Regions from separate parts of the Homo sapiens genome. Here region 1 is linked to region 2. A link is an interaction called in ENCODE POLR2A ChIA-PET data of the cell type or tissue named here. Cell type or tissue: Caco-2. All regions are shown on one strand. Region 1 has its middle 15 kb from the start of NRGN. Region 2 overlaps SIAE (sialic acid acetylesterase).

The links. ChIA-PET counts read pairs that join two places held together with the same protein. Peaks named below come from ENCODE experiments on the same cell type or tissue, not always from the same donor. Only the 100,000 strongest peaks of a DNase experiment are listed, where the experiment ranks them.
Region 1: POLR2A ChIA-PET joins it to region 2 with 5 read pairs; 13 of 35 experiments call an interaction of 5 or more read pairs at or near these places.

The regions. Positions count from the first base shown.
Region 1 is chr11:124,722,369-124,727,368 of GRCh38, forward strand. No RefSeq gene overlaps it. Among named protein-coding and RNA genes, the nearest start is that of NRGN, 15 kb to the right of the region's middle. In Caco-2, no CTCF peak of the experiment used is centred here; a DNase peak (open chromatin) is centred at 2,873.
Region 2 is chr11:124,658,614-124,663,613 of GRCh38, forward strand. It overlaps SIAE (sialic acid acetylesterase), which reads right to left. Exons shown (of 10, transcript NM_170601.5): 3 at 2,015-2,190. Among named protein-coding and RNA genes, the nearest start is that of SIAE, 13 kb to the right of the region's middle. In Caco-2, no CTCF peak of the experiment used is centred here; no DNase peak of the experiment used is centred here.

The DNA of each region.
Region 1 (5,000 bases), 64 kb after region 2:
AGGACAGTTTTGCTCTGCTCCACACGCCCTGCGTGGGTTGGCTCCTGTTGCTAGGAGAACCTGACCATTTGCATTTCCTGCTGTTTTTATTTTAGATTAGCAGCCGCACTGCTGCAGGAACACAGGGTATTTTAAGAAAGACAAAAAAGGAAAGGGTGAGGGGAGAACCTAGCATGGGTCCTCCTTCCCACAGGCCCCCAAAACACTCAGACCAAGGTGACAACCATCGCAGACCCTGTCCCCACCCAGGCCTCTTGCCTCCTCTTCCCTGAACGGCACCATCTCCCAGTCCTGACACTTTCACAAACACCTTCAGTCCATACAGGAACAAATGGCCCAGTCTTCTTACACAAAAAGCAGACAAAGGTCAAGTCTTCAAATCAACCTAACACACACACAGGACCAGCTTCCCCATGTTTAAAAAAAAACCCAACAAATAGAAATACTCCCAGATTCCCATGTGGATTCTCCAACCCCAAAACACCTGATCTCCAGAGATGACTCCTGCTTTTTCCTTTGTCTTTGCCCTTTCTCTGCCCTAAAGATAGAGATGTGACTTTTCCTTCAAAGCCTTAGCACAAATCAGTGTCGCCTTCCCAGAGCCCCTCAGTTCTATTAATCTCTCCCTCCCCTGTTCTGAAGATCCCTGCACCTTATCACGGTTACCGTTTTATCAGATCCGTAATCTACACTTCTGTCTCCCCCACTAGACTGTGAACTCCTAGAAGCCAGTGTCTTCATCATTTTTTTTTGAAACAAAGTCTCACACTCTTGCTCAGGCTGGAGTGGAGTGGTGTGATCGTAGCTTACTGCAGTCTCGACCTTCTGGGCTCAAGCGATCCTCCTGCCGCAGCCTCCCGAGTAGCTGAGACTATAGGCATGTGCCATGATGCTCATCTCATTTTTAATTTTTTGTGTAGAGATGGAGTCTTGTTATGTTTCCCAGGCTGCTCTCGAACTCCTAGACTCAAGTGATCCTCCCACCTCAGTCTCCCAAAGTGCTGGGATTATAGGCATGAGCCACCATGCCTGACTGTCTTTGTGATTTTTAATGTTAATCCCCTTCTTATCTCCAGTGCATTTTGCTCACAGCAGGTGTTGATTAACACTTTGTAAAGTTTGTTCATCCCCATGGAACACTTTGAGAGTCGTATGCCATAGATGGCCGAAAACATTTTCTACCATGAGGGAGCTTTTAGCGCTGTGGAGGAAGGCAAGTCGATTGTTTTAAACAATGTGACAGGTGTGGTTGTAAAGATCACAGAACACGTACAGAGGATTACAGAATCACAAGAAGGTTCCTGGGGCAGGGGTTGGGGATAGAGAGAATGGTCAAGAAAAATCAGGAATAGCTTCATGGACCCGACTCTTAGAGAGGGATTAAGAGTCCACCAATGGGTAACCACTCCAATCAGATGGAACAGCTTGTGCAAAGGCTCAAAGATCTAAGAGAAAGGGATTGAAGTAAATATACCACCCAGGTCCCAAACAAGTGGAATCTCAGACTGGCCCAGCTCACCCATCCCATACCCACACCCCAGAGCCTTCCTCACTTCATCTTTCCCTAAGAGGTGAAAACATCTTCCCTCTCCTCAGCCACCTGTTCCAGGCTGTGCGGAGCAAAGTATTGCCAAGAAGAAGATGATTATCAGAGACCAAACAAAGCTGTTCCCACGCATACGCTGCAAAGCCCCCCACAAGGCCATGGTCCTTAATGGAACAAGCGTCTCCTTTTTAGCCTCCTTTCTAATAACCAAGCCCTGGTCAGAGAATAACCCTGCCACCCTCACTCAGGAGGACCAGCTTCTGAGGACCCATTGTGAGCTTAGGAATCCATACCAAAGTAGGCATTTCCATGGTAGGCTTTTTCCTCCAGTCAGCTCTGTCTGAGCAGGGAGCACAGAGACCCTTGAGAGATGGTAGCATCTCCTCCCCCAAATCCAAGGTTGTTGACCTTTTGTGAGACAGACACTGCAGCAGAAAGTCCTAGTTGTCTACCATTCTCTCCTTTTCTTTCCTACAAACACAAACACCAGTATGACATGGAGATGCCCCATGTCAGCGAAACTATCATATTTTCCCAGCCTCTCTTGCAGGTAGGTGTGGACAGTAAGATAGAAATGGATTTCTAAGAAAGCTCATTAAAAGAGGGACAGAAAACTGGAGTGGAACTTTTTGGTCTTTCCTGCCCACCAACTTTTTCCTGCTTCCTGCCTAGAATCTAGGTGTTCAGCTGAGGCTCCAGCAGCCATCTCAAACCATAAGCTGACCTCAAAGATGGCACCACATGCTGAGGATGACACTGTGGATCACATACCAGCCCCGCTGGAAACTCTGTCTCCAAAAAAACTGGTGATGTGCACAGAAACAGTTTTGCAAACAACTTCCCAGGTTTGATGAGCCCCGAAACCAACGCACAGACCCAAGATTAAGAACTCAGTCTTAGGGAAGTGGGGAGACCCAGCTCTACCTCAACTTCTTAGATGACTGTCGTTAAAGTGGGAAGAGCTTAGGATTGTGCCGTGATGGTGTCCTCTGTGACTGGATGTGTCCTGTCTTCCCTCTGGAATCCCAGCACAAACACCTTCCTTGCCTTATCATTCTTAATAGTTCTGACGCAGGGCTGCTGCCGCCGCCACCCATCTCTCCCTGCTGCCTCTCCTCCCCTCTCCCCAGCTATTCCCCCTGCGCTGCCAATCCCACTCCAAAGTCACTTTCTACAGGGGAGGAAATTAGCATTTGTGTTGGGACAGAAAGTGACACTGCTCAGCTCTCACTGTCATTCTGCTCTTAATTAATATTTAACCTCAGAGAGATTGTGTAGCAGACGGAAGTGGCTGATGGGAGAACAAAGCCCTGGCTGGCTCTCCTTTTCAACACTGCCTCCCCTACTTGCAGCTCCTCCCCCTGCACCTTCAGGCCCTGAAGGACCCAGAGGCCCAGGGGGAATGGAGAGGAGTGGAATGGGACACCCTTGGGGATCCTTGACCTCGGCCCTCTTGTCTAGAGAGCCCTTCTGCAACAAAATGAGAGCAGCCAGTGCCCGGAACCTGATTCCCAGTGCCCAGAGCAAGACCCAGGCCTGCCCTGCCAGGAAGGATGAAGAGACAGGCGAGGGGGAAAGAAAAGCAATGCAAATGTGCCCCTCAACAGATTATATTTAATGCACTATTTTTAGTTGCCTTCAATCCCTCGGGGCTGTCAGGGCGGTTGCAGCCCCACTCCCCCGGGAGAGGAAATGACAGGCATTATTACCCAGCCCAGGAACACTGGTGCAGTGCGTGGTGGGTGGGGGAGGTGCTGCCTTGCCAGCTCCACAATTTGGGAACTTAACTTCCAACGGGAAATCGAGGACACAGAAAAATGCAGCCTCAGGACCTCCTCCTCCCTTCCCAGCCAGTCAGCCAGATCACCCCACATGCACGTCCACTGGGCTCAGACCAGGCGTGTGGGAGTCTCCTCAGTCCCCAAGTTGTCTCAAAAACTAGGTTATACAACATCCTTCACTGCCAAGTTCTTCCTTCTCTCTAATCTTAGCCCTGCCTTCGGTCTAAGCCCATTTCCCCTTGCTCTGCAAGCAGAGGCAAAGGAGGACAGCTGGCCATCATCCCCCAGCAAGAGAGCCCTTCTTTGTCTTGGAAATGATTCAGTTTCCTCTCGGTCTTCTCTTCTCCAACCTGAGTCATTCCCGTTCCGTGAACCTTTCCACACATCATGTTTTTTTTTTAGCTCATCTTGTTGTCACTCCTTTAACCTTGCTCTGAATATATCCCCAATTCCTCCTTGCAACCCCAAACAGACACTGGACTTTGGCCAGGAAGCACCTAATCATCGATTTGAATGGAAGAACTTATTATGTATCATCTGGAAGAGGTTTTCTAATTATCTTGATTGTCTTGCCTCTCCATAAGACCAAACACTTTGTACAGACTGCGTCCTCTACGTTGCGATCTTCCCTCACCCTCATCCAGCCAAGTGCAAGGCTGATAAGAAGTGGCACATAACTTTCCACAGCGTTTAGGTTTAAATGAGATACATATGTAAAATGTGTTGACCAAGTGCCTATAATTTACTTTGTAAATTATGCAATGGCATCTCAGTGGTAGTTTTTTTACTACTGTGGTGCATACCAGATTTTTGGAAAATGCTTGTTTTCTTAACCATAGCATTGTAAATCATATAAACCATAGCATTATATTATAGTCATTCATTCATTAAATATTTATTGAGCTCCTACCATGTGTCAGACACTGTGCTAGATGCTGGGATGTCAAAATGAAAGGCCAGGCTGGGCGCGGTGGCTCATGCCTATAATCCCAACACTTTGGGAGGCCGAGGTGGGGGGATCACCTGAGGTCAGGAGTTCAAGACCAGCCTAGCCTACATAGTGAAACTCCCGTCTCTACTAAAAATACAAAAAATTAGCCAGGTGTGTGGCAGGTGCCTGTAGTCCCAGCTACTCAGGAGGCTGAGGCAAGAAAATTGCTTGAACTGGGAGGCAGAGGTTGCAGTGAGCCGAGATCACGCCATTGCACTCCAGCCTGGGCAACAGAGCGAGACACCACCCTCCCCCCCAGCCCCCCACCTCAAAAAAATGAAAGGCCAAATCCTGGTTCTATAGGCAGTCACAGCCTAGTGAGGAAGGTAAGACAGAAACAACGGCAAGGCAGTGTGATGACTGCCAATAAGGCACACACTTGGCGAGAGGGCATACAGGGAAGTGGGGGAGCTGATCACAGCTCTTTACTCTGCAATGATTCTGCCTTGCTAGGCATCAACGTGGCCATGTTTTCGACTGCCAAGGTCCCTTCCTAGGGCTGGCTCATCCCTGCCCCAGTCTGTGTGGTCCTGGAGTGTTTGTCAGTAACATGAGCAAACGCCCAAGAAAGGTTGCTTAGAGCCCTTTCACGAAATTTTATATACGGGTACATAGAGAGAGACGGTGTCTTTTTCTCTTGAGAGTTTGGGGATTCTAATAACCTTCCTTCCTCCACCACCAT
Region 2 (5,000 bases):
CATCTCACTCAGCGTTATAAATAACACTCAATTTTAAAATTCCACTTTACCCTAACAACAAGATGGGCACACAATCTGCCATTTCCTTGATTTGAATGTGAAGAGTGGTAGGTTATAGTGGAACTCTTACCTCCTCAGAGAAGTCACATGGAAGGAGGGAAGGAGAAAGACTCGTGTGTGTATGTGTGTGTGTGTGTGTGATGTATGTGTGTGTGTTGGGGGTTTGTAGGAGGAAAGGAGCAAAAGGAATAAACAGAAAGCCATGTAGAACATTCTTTTAATCAAAAAACAAGGTTCCATAGACTGTTAAGAGACTAGAAACTTGGCTTTTGGTACTGTCAGCATCTAAAATGTTATCTTGCAAACTAAGTGCATGATTTAAACAAAAATAAAAAATAAATATTAACACTTGGATGTTTCAGACAGAATTTTTTTCTGTTCCCCTATATCTCAGAGCTTAGAGACCTAGCTTTATACAGAAGATGCTCAGGGGTAAATTCTAGGCAGAGAAAATATGTTTACTCTTAACAATCAAAATCTAATTTAGCTTGACAGAAAATGGGATGGAATCCCCTGGCATAGACTGCTGTTGAGAAAGCGACTATATAGATACAAACAGATCTGGTCCATGCCTTTCTGTGCAAACAGGGAACTGCAATTACAGCATTAAGAAAAATACTGTTTTCCTTAATGAGTTAACAGCAATTCTGCTTCTACACAAAACCATCCTTTCTATCAAGAAATAAAACTTTGATTCTGCTTCTACTCTCTTATGCTAAAAGAGTCCAAAGTTCAGTTTAATAAACATTTTAATTCAAAAAGCCCAGCATGGGTAACATAGCAAGACCCTATCTCTATAAAAAATAAAAAATCAGCTGGATATGGTGGCTCACACCTGCAATCCCAGCTACCCAGGAGGCTGAGGCAGGAGGATCCCTTGAGCCCAGGAGTTCTAGGCTGCAGTGAGCTATGATCATACCACTGCACTTCAGCCTGGGTGACAGAGAAGGACCTTATCTCTTTAAAAAAAAAAAAGGGGGGGGGGGGGCTTCCGTATATATAAATAAGACAGAATGTAAGAGTAAATAAAATGTTGATAAGGAAGACTTCAATGCAAGAATTTAAATTCTAAATCAGAAAACTAATGATGAAATGAAGTAGATATGTTCAGAGTAAGATCATTTTAGTAGCATTATTTAGTAGAAGACTACAAAAAGAAAAAAATAGAAAAAACTAAGAAACAGAAGCAAAACAATAAATCATAGAGTATACAAACATATTGTATTTCATAAATTTTTCAAAAAGAGATGAATTGAGTTAACGGTCTAGTTCTATACAGGTTTACATCTCAAATTTAATATTTCTCAAAGGAATGATTAAAAGGCAAGAAAACAGGCCGGGCTCAGTAGCTCAGGCCTGTAATCCCAGCACTTTGGGAGGCCAAGGCGGGTGCATCATCTGAGGTCAGGAGTTCGAGACAAACCTGGCCAACATGGCGAAACCCCGTCTGTACTAAAAATACAAAAATTAGCCAGGCATAGTGGCAGATGCCTGTAATCCCAGCTACTTGGGAGGCTGAGGCAGGAGAATCGCTTGAACCCGGGAGGTGGAGGTTGCAGTGAGCTGAGATTGCACCATTGCACCCCAGCCTGGGCAACAAGAGAGAAACTCCGTCTCAAAAAAGAAAAAAAAAAAAAAGCAAGAAAATAAAAATCAACTTGAGAAGAAACTCAGTTTTGGAGAAAGTGCTAGAGAAAACAATACTCCTTCTAAGTTCTTAACCTATATAGAATACATTAGCACCAATCAATAACTACCAATTTAATCAATAGCTTATCTCTTAAGATTGTTAAGTCAAATTAATGAATTCATTCAAAGCATTTAGAACATATCTTGGCTCATGGTACTCACTAAATAGAAACAGCCCTGCTTCTCCTTGTTGCCCCCTTATTCCTCCTTCTTTTCCTTCTTCATCACCAACACTGTGTATTATTGCTGAGACTCTGCAAATTACCTGTAACACAGTCATCTGCATGTTACTCTGCCCACTACAGAGCCAGACATCTCCAAACAGGACGTCATGAACTCTCAGGGTGAAGTTTATTTTCTCCAAAGTCTGTTGTGCCATCACTTCGAAAGGTCCTCCAGGCTTCATAGGATCCAGTACCACCATCCACGTATCAGAGTGAGCTGAAATAGTAACAGGACTCCAAGGAATTAATCAATCAATTAAAGTGAAATCAAAGCCCAATTATACTCATTTGTGGCTATTCCCAGCCTCTGTAATAAACCGAATTCAAAGCTATGAAGATTGGCCAAATTTCAGATAAGAGGATAGAACTAACACGAGCAGCAGCATTTTTATCCTTAATCTGTACCAATCCCTCCTTACTTTTAACTGAAGCATTTACAAAAAAAGTAAGTTACCCAGTTATAATCCTAAATGAGGATAGACAAAAATACACACAGATTAAAATTCAAGAGTTTAATAGAAAACATAAAAGAGAAATTCTTATTATACTATCCAGCTGTCAAAATTAACATTAATTTCATCTTATAGTGCCCCAAACTAACTTGCAATTACTCAATTGAATGTGACCACAGGGTATAGAAAATCAATGATAATCTGGAACTTCCCCTGGCTTGACAGTATCACCCTTGCCTTCACTCCCCGTCTCCTCCTCTGTTGCTAACAAGGATTAACACTACCAGTGGTCTGGGTTTTCCTAACAGCAAACTGTTGAGTGGAGAAACCGACACATCAAAAAGTAGTGGGAGGCATATAAATTAATCTCTCTGTGAAAAAGATATTCCAATTTGCCCAATTAATTATTTTCACAGACTTATTTACAAGACTTAAGGCTTTGGGACTCAATTAGGGAAATGAGAAGCTGTCTGAGACCCTATTTCAGAAACTCATAGCATATTCCCTAGAACCACCCCATCACCCTCCTACCTCTCATCACTCACCAGACCACCCCTGCCAACAACATACTTAGAAGCTTCAGAAAAATATCTTCAAAATGGCAAAAATTATGCCAAGGAGAATCAAGCAACATGAACAAAGTTGATAAAACAAGCATGGGAAAATAGAAAAAAAATGGGAAATTAACATTTTAAAATAAATACTCTTGGCATTATGCCAAAGAATATGAACTGATTTATAATTCATACCCATCAGATCAATGTAAATTCAAAGGGAAAGAATGATAAGAACTGGAAATGGAGCATCCTAAAATGATTACATCCAATCTATGGGAAATAATAATTCTAAAAATACTATCCAAGGGCCTACTATGTGCTAGACACTGCAAAGTTCTTTCTAATCAGCAAGAGCTAAGCAGAAGCATGAGATGTCCTAATGTACAACAGGTGACTAATAAAAACTCAATTCATAAAGGATTTCTCAGAGTCCTGGGGAAAATGTCCAAAAGCCCCAAGACATCAGAGGAAGGGTGCATGCTTGCTCCTCTTAAAAGCATAAGCAACTAAGCTTGCTACTCCCATCCCTAAGAGGTTAATTAAATCTAAGACCAAATGTTCAGTATTGCTTTTATACCATCAGTAGCCACACGTCAACGTATTAAATGTATAATTCACCTAAACCAGAAAAATCACTGTTTTGGAAACAGTGGGCAGCTAGGACAGATTGTGTCGCACAGGTGTGATGTGTTCCATGTGGCTCACACTTCTGAGCAGGCAGACACTCCAATCTGTCCCAACTCCAGGCTTGCCAAGGTCTTTCCAGGCTTCCTGCACTGACACATCTTACTGGAGCTCTGTCCTTCTGCCACCAACGTTATTTACTTATGGTGGTGAGGTCAACCTCCAGAAAACCAAGGACTATTTCTTAGCCTTCTATTGCTATACAATTTATTCCTATTCACTGCTATTAACTGGGTATTTACACTTAGCCTCAATCCAGGCAACGTGGCTGGTGAAGAAAACTACCTTCACCAGAGGTTCTAAAACACTCTGCTACCCAGTAATTAAAAGATAATGCCAAACTATTTAGGCCAAACATAGCAATACCATCCTGCTACAGCCAGAGGATGCACTCCCTCTAGGGCCTAAGGAATCGAGAGAACTAGGCATCAAGACCCGAGCCTTGTTCCCAAGAACTGCCTCCCAGAGAAACCTCCTTCCAACTTCCTCAAAGACCTCAGAAAACTTCCTTCTGTGCTAGTCCTCAAGATGTTAGTTTCTAGCTTTTTTTCCTTTCCTACTTGATAAAAGAAAAGTAAACTCTGGCAAAGCACAGTGGCTCATGCCTGTAATCCCAGCACTTTGGGAGGCCGAGGCAGGTGGATCACCTGAGGTCAGGAGTTTGAGAACAGCCTGGCCAACATGGTGAAACCCTGTCTCTACTAAAAATACAAAAATTAGCAGGGTGTGATGGCATATGCCTATAATCCCAGCTACTCGGAGGCTGAGGCAGCAGAATCACTTGAACCCAGGAGGTGGAGGTTGCAGTGAGCTGAGATTGCACCATTGCATTCCAGCCTGGGCAACAAGAGCAAAACTCCATCTCAAAAAAAAAAAAGTCATGTAAACTCTGACAATAACACAAGTGTTAAGAAGAGTTAACTTCCAGGCAAGGCAGGGAAAACTTGATACACTCCAGAGAGGTTACTAATGGTTAAACCAACTCAGAGACAGTTCATTTAAAACAATAAGGATTGGCCGGGCGCAGTGGCTTGCGCCTGTAATCCCAGCTCTTTGGGAGGCCGAGGCAGGCGGATCACAAGGTCAAGAGATCGAGACCATCCTGGCTGACAAGGTGAAACCCTGTCTCTACTAAAAATACAAAAATGAGCTGGGCATGGTGGCGGCACCCGTAGTCCCAGCTACTCGGGAGGCTGAGGCAGGAGTATGGTGTGAACCCGGGAGGCGGAGCTTGCAGTGAGCCGAGACTGTGCCACTGCACTCCAGCCTGGGCGACAGAGCGAGACTTTGTCTCAAAAATAAAATAAAATAAAATAAATAAGGATTTACTCCTA